Regions from separate parts of the Homo sapiens genome. Here region 1 is linked to region 2. A link is a contact called in ENCODE POLR2A ChIA-PET data. All regions are on one chromosome and are shown on one strand. Each heading gives the region's core, a stretch centred on a gene start or an enhancer-like site at or near the end of the contact. The rest is flanking DNA. Distances are from core to core; before and after follow the strand shown.

The links. ChIA-PET counts read pairs that join two places held with the same protein, here RNA polymerase II (POLR2A).
Region 1: POLR2A ChIA-PET joins it to region 2 with 14 read pairs in BJ. The contact joins the promoter of AGER here to the promoter of H1-5 in region 2. POLR2A ChIA-PET finds 5 or more read pairs at or near these places in 2 of 52 experiments (BJ and activated CD4-positive, alpha-beta T cell).

The regions. Positions count from the first base shown.
Region 1 is chr6:32,181,399-32,185,836 of GRCh38, reverse strand. AGER (advanced glycosylation end-product specific receptor) reads left to right here and starts at 1,584. Exons shown (of 11, transcript NM_001136.5): 1 at 1,584-1,666; 2 at 1,850-1,956; 3 at 2,087-2,282; 4 at 2,449-2,513; 5 at 2,636-2,723; 6 at 2,814-2,996; 7 at 3,139-3,269; 8 at 3,449-3,590; 9 at 4,205-4,231; 10 at 4,360-4,438. The coding sequence starts at 1,615. It overlaps PBX2 (PBX homeobox 2), which reads left to right. Exons shown (of 9, transcript NM_002586.5): 9 at 1-1,104. RefSeq lists enhancers at 2,473-2,990, 2,991-3,509.
Region 2 is chr6:27,866,200-27,870,939 of GRCh38, reverse strand. H1-5 (H1.5 linker histone, cluster member) reads left to right here and starts at 3,352. Exons shown (of 1, transcript NM_005322.3): 1 at 3,352-4,148. The coding sequence starts at 3,411. The coding sequence ends at 4,091. RefSeq lists enhancers at 1-397, 398-1,037, 3,093-3,162, 3,423-3,532.

The DNA.
Region 1 (4,438 bases), core at 335-2,834, 4.3 Mb before region 2:
CCTCATACGCAGCTCATCTTAAACCAATAGAATCGCTCGGTGGACGAGAGTGTCTGACTCAGATATCTACCTCGGAGGGAGTTTCTGCTACTTTAGGGAATTATTGACTGGGCTTTGGGGTTGAACTTTTTTTTTTTTAAAGAAAGAAAAAGAAACCCTGGGATCCATCTGTTTTTTTTGTTGTTGTTGTTGTTTTTGTTGTTGTTGGTGGTGGTGGTGGTGGTGGTTCTTAATTTTTAATTTAGTTTGGGGAAGTAGCTTGTTTTTTTTTTTATAAATATGTTGATTTCTTGTCTTTTTTTTTTTTTATTTCTTACTTTCCCATATTAGGGGTGATAGCCAAAGGGGTTCTGGTAAGAGAAAGGGGGACAAACAGAACTGGTAAAGAGGCCCCCCTGGCTCCAGGCCTGTCCATCAGGAAGTAAATTTTACAGGGCACCAAGCTTTGCCCCCTAAAATCCCTTAGGTGTTCTTTGTTCATGCAGGCAGGTTTCTGCCGCATTTGATGTGGAGGCAGTGAAGGGCTTGCCCTGCTGGCCTCTCATCCCCCTTCTTCCCACAACCCTTGGGCAGGGCTGGACTCAGTAATTTTGAGGAAATTGAAGATGCCATCTTCCCCTGTGAGTGACATGTCTTTAATTTTTTAAAAAACTACTATTTGAAAATTGGAGGGGGAAGAATGGGAAGGGAGTTATTGCCAAATATGTTAAATATGGGTTGGGGTGCTTGTATATGTATCTTCCTCAATTTCCCCATAAATGAGGTATCTTTTTGTCACACCAAAATCAAGGGGTAGGGAGAGGGAGGAGGTTGCAAAAAGCCAGATGTGGGGGAAAAGTAACATCAACACTGTCCCATCCTCAGCCCTGAACTAGCTACCATCTGATCCCCTCAGACATTCTCAGGATTTTACAAGACTGTCAGAGTGGGGAACCCCTCCCATTAAAGATCCGGGCAGGACTGGGGACAGGTTGGAAGTGTGATGGGTGGGGGGGTGGGAGGCATGGGCCGGGGGCAGTTCTCTCCTCACTTGTAAACTTGTGTAGTTTCACAGAAAAAAAACAAAATGCAGTTTTAAATAAAGAAATTTCTTTTTTCCCTGGGTTTAGTTGAGAATTTTTTTCAAAAAACATGAGAAACCCCAGAAAAAAAATGATTTTCTTTCACGAAGTTCCAAACAGGTTTCTCTCCTGTTCCCCAGCCTTGCCTTCATGATGCAGGCCCAATTGCACCCTTGCAGACAACAGTCTGGCCTGAACCCTATTGATGCAACTTTGCGCAATCAAGATGGGGCTCCAGTGGGTCACCAGGCAGCCCTGATGGACTGATGGAATAAATAGGATCGGGGGCTCTGAGGGAATGAGACCCTAGAGGGTACACTCCCCATCCCCCAGGGAAGTGACTGTACCCAGAGGCTGGTAGTACCCAGGGGTGGGGTGATAATTATTTCTCTAGTACCTGAAGGACTCTTGTCCCAAAGGCATGAATTCCTAGCATTCCCTGTGACAAGACGACTGAAAGATGGGGGCTGGAGAGAGGGTGCAGGCCCCACCTAGGGCGGAGGCCACAGCAGGGAGAGGGGCAGACAGAGCCAGGACCCTGGAAGGAAGCAGGATGGCTGCCGGAACAGCAGTTGGAGCCTGGGTGCTGGTCCTCAGTCTGTGGGGTGAGCCACTCCCTCAACCCCACTGACCCTCCCTGCAGAAAGCACTTTAACCCCACACCCCAGTCGTCCTAGAACTTTTCCCAGAACCCGAGGAAGTGCCTTTCAAGGTCCCTCACCCACCCTGTCCAAATTTTGTTAGCCCTCATTCCCTTCCTACCCCTCTACCATGGTGCTATCTCCCAGGGGCAGTAGTAGGTGCTCAAAACATCACAGCCCGGATTGGCGAGCCACTGGTGCTGAAGTGTAAGGGGGCCCCCAAGAAACCACCCCAGCGGCTGGAATGGAAACTGGTAAGCGGGGCTCCTGTTGCAGCCTCCCAACTTCCAGGGAGACCAGCAATGATTTGGATCCCCGTCACTCTGCCTCACAGTCCTTTCCCAAAGGCCTTGCACTGTTTAGGCCCTGCTTCTCTGCTTCTAGAACACAGGCCGGACAGAAGCTTGGAAGGTCCTGTCTCCCCAGGGAGGAGGCCCCTGGGACAGTGTGGCTCGTGTCCTTCCCAACGGCTCCCTCTTCCTTCCGGCTGTCGGGATCCAGGATGAGGGGATTTTCCGGTGCCAGGCAATGAACAGGAATGGAAAGGAGACCAAGTCCAACTACCGAGTCCGTGTCTACCGTAAGAATTCCAGGGTCTTCTCCAAGGCCTCCCTCTTACCTAAGAAAAAGCCTTCAACCCCAGCCTTGGCCCATGAGGGCCTCTGACTTCCACTGGCCTCATTTCCACACACAGAGTTTGAGAACCTTCACAATTACAGCCTCTGACTGGATTTTTCCTCCTTCAGAGATTCCTGGGAAGCCAGAAATTGTAGATTCTGCCTCTGAACTCACGGCTGGTGTTCCCAATAAGGTAGTGGAAGAAAGCAGGAGAAGTAGAAAACGGCCCTGTGAACAGGAGGCGAGTGTGTGTGGGTGTGGGTGTGTGGCATCTCTCATTTTCAAAGGATTCTGAGGTCACCACTCTTTCCCCAGGTGGGGACATGTGTGTCAGAGGGAAGCTACCCTGCAGGGACTCTTAGCTGGCACTTGGATGGGAAGCCCCTGGTGCCTAATGAGAAGGGTGAGTCCTAAGGTGCCCCCCAAGCTGCCTTCTCCCTGATCTCACTCCCACACCCACCCTGGGATAATTTGTCTTATCCTCCCATCATAGGAGTATCTGTGAAGGAACAGACCAGGAGACACCCTGAGACAGGGCTCTTCACACTGCAGTCGGAGCTAATGGTGACCCCAGCCCGGGGAGGAGATCCCCGTCCCACCTTCTCCTGTAGCTTCAGCCCAGGCCTTCCCCGACACCGGGCCTTGCGCACAGCCCCCATCCAGCCCCGTGTCTGGGGTGAGCATAGGTGGGGAGGGCCCCAAGCTCACGTGAGCACGTTCTGGAAGTCTGACCCTTAGGGAAAGAGGGAGTCAAGCCCATGGCCACTGGGATCACTCACAAGTGTAACTCTCCACCTCAAAACCCTTCCAACTCCCAGAGCCTGTGCCTCTGGAGGAGGTCCAATTGGTGGTGGAGCCAGAAGGTGGAGCAGTAGCTCCTGGTGGAACCGTAACCCTGACCTGTGAAGTCCCTGCCCAGCCCTCTCCTCAAATCCACTGGATGAAGGATGTGAGTGACCTGGAGAGAGGGGCTGGGAGGTAGGGTGAACCATAACTAGCAACAGGGAGGGCAGAGGGCTAACGAGGGAAAGGCAGGCTAGGAGCTGAGGAGGAAGAGAGGGTATCTGAAGATATGGAGACAAAAAGACAAGGGTTTTGAAATAGTCTCCTCTCCCCTTCCCCCACCAGGGTGTGCCCTTGCCCCTTCCCCCCAGCCCTGTGCTGATCCTCCCTGAGATAGGGCCTCAGGACCAGGGAACCTACAGCTGTGTGGCCACCCATTCCAGCCACGGGCCCCAGGAAAGCCGTGCTGTCAGCATCAGCATCATCGGTGAGACCTCTCCCCAAGCCCTACAGACCCTGGGACTAGGGTGCAGGACAGCACAGGCTCTAATTTCCTGCCCCATTCTGGCCTTATCCCTAACAGCCACCCCACCTCTCCCTCCATGCACCCACACCCAAGCCTCCCCTGCCCCACCCAAATTCTGCCAAGAGAGCAGCCAAGCCTCTCCCTTCTTCCCTCTGAGCTAAAAAAAGGAACAGACGGCTGGGCGCGGTGGCTCACGCCTGTAATCCCAACACTTTGGGAGGCTGAGGCGGGCAGATCACCTGAGGTAGGGAGTTCGAGACCAGCCTGACCAACATGGAGAAACCCCATTTCTACTAAAAATACAAAATTAGCCAGGCATGGTGGCACATGCCTGTAATCCCAGCTACCTGGGAGGCCAGCTACTTGAGAGGCTGAGGCAGGAGAATTGCTTGAACCCAGGAGGCATAGATTGCGATGAGCCAAGATCGCACCATTGCATGCCAGCCTGGGCAACAAAAGTGAAACTCCATCTCAAAAAAAAAAAGAAAGGGAAAGACTCCACTGGGGCTCCCACTAAATAACCCTCTCTCAACCCGAAGTCTTCCTTTCTGACTGGATCCAACTTTGTCTTCCAGAACCAGGCGAGGAGGGGCCAACTGCAGGTGAGGGGTTTGATAAAGTCAGGGAAGCAGAAGATAGCCCCCAACACATGTGACTGGGGGGATGGTCAACAAGAAAGGAATGGTGAGTGGTGGTGGCTGTGCTCTCAATTTTCCCTGTCTCCGTACAGGCTCTGTGGGAGGATCAGGGCTGGGAACTCTAGCCCTGGCCCTGGGGATCCTGGGAGGCCTGGGGACAGCCGCCCTGCT
Region 2 (4,740 bases), core at 2,103-4,602:
AGCTCTAAGTGGACCTTAAAAAATATTTTCCTGTCATTTCACCATATGCTTGTCATAGACTGTGGAGTTGGATTTTCATGAGATTTTTTCTTTCTTTTTTTTTTTCAGAGAGAATCAGTCTGGGTATTAAACTTCAAGTGGTATTTTAAAGCTCTTCCTGGTTTCTAACCAAACTTTTCCATTATTTCCAGCTGTTTTAGAGTTTCCTCATGTGCTCTACATATGTGACTATCATGACCTCATTTTGCTCTTAAACTTTTTGAAGCACACATCTTGACCTAGGAGATATCTGGCAGAGATGTGAAGGCAATTTTTCTCCCTAGTGCTCTCAGCCAGCTCAGCCTCATATCTGTGCCTTCCTTTCTCATATTGGATTCACTCTTGCAAAGAGGCATGTATCCCAGCAACTGGTGCAGCGGTGTCCGATCTTTTGTCTTCCCTGGGCCACGTTGGAAGAAGAATTGTCTTGGGCCACACCTAAAATACAGGATCACTAAAGATAGCTGACGAAAGAAAACAAAGGAAGGAAGGAAGGAAGGGAGGAAGGAAGGAAAAAGGAAGGGCGCAGTGGCTCACATCTGTAATCCCAGCACTTTGCATTTTGGGAGGCCGATGCGGGCGAATCACGAGGTCAGGAGTTCCAGACCAGCCTGGCCAACATGGTGAAGCCACGTCTCTACTAAAAATACAAAAAATTAGCTGGGCATAGTGGCAGGCGCCTGTAGTCCCAGCTCCTTGGGAGGCTGAGGTTGCAGTGAGCCGAGATCACGCTACTGCACTCCAGTCCTGGTGACAGAGTGAGACTCTGTCTCAAAAAAAAAAAAAAAAAAAAAAAAGGAAGGAAGGGAAAGAAAGAAAAGTCTGTGCATAATTTTTGTGATATCCACCATCACAGATGAACAAAAAAGTCCTCACATTCAAAGGGTTGGATACAGGTATAAAGTTTTTGGAAACTTAAGATTTGATTCAGAAAAACAAACAACAAAAAAACACTTTTGATCCATGGGGCCAGAAGCCTCTTCCCACAATTAACTTAGAGCTCTTTTAGTGGCTGTTTGCTAGGTGTAGGAACAACTTGACACTGCCTCTTCCAAGCTTTGAAGATAGTTCTCTTCTCACCTCTTCAAGGATTTTCCCTCCATAATAGAGCTGAGGCCATGTTTCTAGGTTTAAAATTTAGAGCTGCCACTTCATAGCTGTATAACCTTTGACAAGTTATTAATTCTCTATCTGGGCCTCATCTTGTATAGCTGTAAATGTAGCAAATTAATAGAAACCTGTAGAACATATTTAAGATTACTTCCTGTCAGGTAGTAAATGCTGAATGAGTGTCAGCTCTTATTGTTATACCCTGGCTCCATTACACATGGAGTTTTGGGGTTTTTTTCTCCTGGACCTTCTAAGTTTTGTGTTTGGAACAGTGGAAAGTGCTTGGTTAGATCATTTGCTCATGAAGATCTCCTTTTCTTTAGTTCTCAATTTGCATTGTTCGGTAAGAGGCCTATACAATATCTGTGTCTCTGTGGAGAAATTTATAACACAGCAAAAGGGCTAGGTAATAAATAGCTTAGGGTTTAAAGGCCATATATAGTCTCTGTCACACACTCTTTAGTTTTTAGTTAGTTTGCTTTTTCGAGACAGGATCTTGCTCCATTGCCCTGGCTGGAGTGCAGTGCTGCTATCATTGCTCACTGCAGCCTTGACACCCTGAATTCAAGTGATCCTCCCACCTCAGCCTCCCGAGTAGCTGAGACTACAGGCATGTGCCACCACATCCAGCAAAATGTTTTGTATTTTTATTAAAGATGGGGTTTTACCAAGTTGCCCAAGCTGGTCTCCAACTCCTGAGCTCAAGCAACCCACCTATCCCAGTGTCCCCAAGTGCTGAGATTACAGACATGAACCACCGTGCCCAGCCTTTGTTTTTGTTTTTTTTTTTTTTAACAATACTTTTAAAACATAAAGACACTTCTTAGCTTGAGGGCCATACAGAAAAAAGCCATTGTCCAGATTTGGCCATAGTCTGCCAACTTCTCCAGGAGTTCTTAGAAGATGAAGTGCATTGGCTACTTTAAATTTTCTTGCACAGCATTTCAAGAATGAGAAATAAGTGACTGTTGATTTCATTAGGAATCCAAATCATCATTTGATCATTTTTATCATCCAGGCATCCTGTCCAATCCCCTCCACCTCCCATAAATTGTAAACTTCATTTATTTCAACCTCAGTGTATTTGCCTATGTTTTCCTGAGTTCCTCTGAACCTCTATAATGTGAAGTCGCTCAATATCCAATCCAACCTTTTCACAGTCAATAGCCAGATATTCTTCTAAAATATTAGCGCTAAAACACACAAAAATACCCATATTGATGTATCCTGGCTGCTCATAGAAGAGAGTATTCCTGATGGTGCAGCTTGTTAAATGTGGGTGGAGATTCAGGGGGAGCAGTGAGAACATTTCGAAAACCTGACAGTGTCCTGGGCCACCTAAACAGTTTGTGCATTTGAGGATCACTGGGAGCTCTTGAATAATTTTCCACAAGTTTGAGTTTTCTCTAAACTGAATTATCTATATTATTTTTCTTCCCCTTTTTTAATGGATTTGCCCAGGAACTAAAAAGAGAAAACACTCTAATTAGAAAACATAACACATTTAAGTTTGAATGTGAATCTGAGTAGTTAGATCCTTAAGTCAAAGCGATTTGTATTACTGGTGCTGCAATGCAGAAGAAGTCACTCTGACTGTGGAACTCTTCCAAGCTGCAAAATCCCATTCTGTAAAGACATTAGCACATGGAAACTCCTAGGACACAGAACCAGTTTGTAAAGTCAAGTCTATGTGGTTAAGTTGGGGCTGTAGGCAACCAGCTGTCCTGTGCCTGTGTTACTTGCTACAGTTAGAAACAAACTTCATGCCCAAACCAAGGAACCCAGTGTCTTTTCTCTTGCAAAAATCAAAGCATGAACTCATGGGCAAATTTTTAAAAATAACTTTCACTGGATACTTAGTAGAAATTTATCGCGACACGCTACTAACTAACATGATGCCCTCAGCCCAATGGATTCTTATGAAAAGCTGAAGGGATTTTTTAAAATATCTTTCATCAATTGCACAAGATTCTTGAAAACACAAACAAGTATGTGAACCTGGAGGCTGTTTTCCTCCTTTGGAGCTTCAAAGTGCCAAATTCTGTACCATTGTTTTAAGCATTTAATCAAATTTTGAGGACTAACAAACACAATTTGGGAGTCCAACCGCGAGCGGCGGCGGCCAGAGGGCGGTGGATTGGACGCTCCACCAATCACAGGGCAGCGCCGGCTTATATAAGCCCGGGGCCCGAGCATAGCAGCAACGCAAAACCTGCTCTTTAGATTTCGAGCTTATTCTCTTCTAGCAGTTTCTTGCCACCATGTCGGAAACCGCTCCTGCCGAGACAGCCACCCCAGCGCCGGTGGAGAAATCCCCGGCTAAGAAGAAGGCAACTAAGAAGGCTGCCGGCGCCGGCGCTGCTAAGCGCAAAGCGACGGGGCCCCCAGTCTCAGAGCTGATCACCAAGGCTGTGGCTGCTTCTAAGGAGCGCAATGGCCTTTCTTTGGCAGCCCTTAAGAAGGCCTTAGCGGCCGGTGGCTACGACGTGGAGAAGAATAACAGCCGCATTAAGCTGGGCCTCAAGAGCTTGGTGAGCAAGGGCACCCTGGTGCAGACCAAGGGCACTGGTGCTTCTGGCTCCTTTAAACTCAACAAGAAGGCGGCCTCCGGGGAAGCCAAGCCCAAAGCCAAGAAGGCAGGCGCCGCTAAAGCTAAGAAGCCCGCGGGGGCCACGCCTAAGAAGGCCAAGAAGGCTGCAGGGGCGAAAAAGGCAGTGAAGAAGACTCCGAAGAAGGCGAAGAAGCCCGCGGCGGCTGGCGTCAAAAAGGTGGCGAAGAGCCCTAAGAAGGCCAAGGCCGCTGCCAAACCGAAAAAGGCAACCAAGAGTCCTGCCAAGCCCAAGGCAGTTAAGCCGAAGGCGGCAAAGCCCAAAGCCGCTAAGCCCAAAGCAGCAAAACCTAAAGCTGCAAAGGCCAAGAAGGCGGCTGCCAAAAAGAAGTAGGAAGCTGGCGTGTGAAAACCGCAACAAAGCCCCAAAGGCTCTTTTCAGAGCCACCCAGAGACCTCTAAAAAATGGCTGTGCACAACATGTTAGATCAGGCAGCAAGATTCCTTGCATTCGAAAAATCTCGGGCAGTTCTCCCTCAACCCTAATCGAGTAACGCAAGGCAAGCAAGAGTCCAGGGTGTTGGTTGGACTCCCCACGTAGTTTACCCATGCAGTCTGTTATTAGAGTATGAATTCCAGCCGTTGGTTTTTGTTAAGTTGGTGTCAAGCTTTTTGTCAGACGCCTAGCTACAAAGAAGCTTCTTATATTTTAAAAAGCCCGCTCTATAATCTGATTGGCCAGTTTTTGTTCCATCATCTGTATGTGGTTTTTCCGCGTTTAAGCCATTTAGGCACCAGCTACTTCGGCGTCACTAATGTGTTCGGCATTAATATAATATGCTATCAACGCACAAGACAATATAGTAGCAAGTTTCAAGATGGGGTCTCTATTACATGCCAATTTGATATGACCGTGTCATTCTGTACTGGATTATTTTTTTTTCCTCAAGTCAGGTTCTCGCTGTCACCCAGGCTGGCGTGCAGTGGCGTGGTCTCGGCTCACTACAGCCTCAGCCTCCCCGGCTCAAGGGATCGTCCCACTT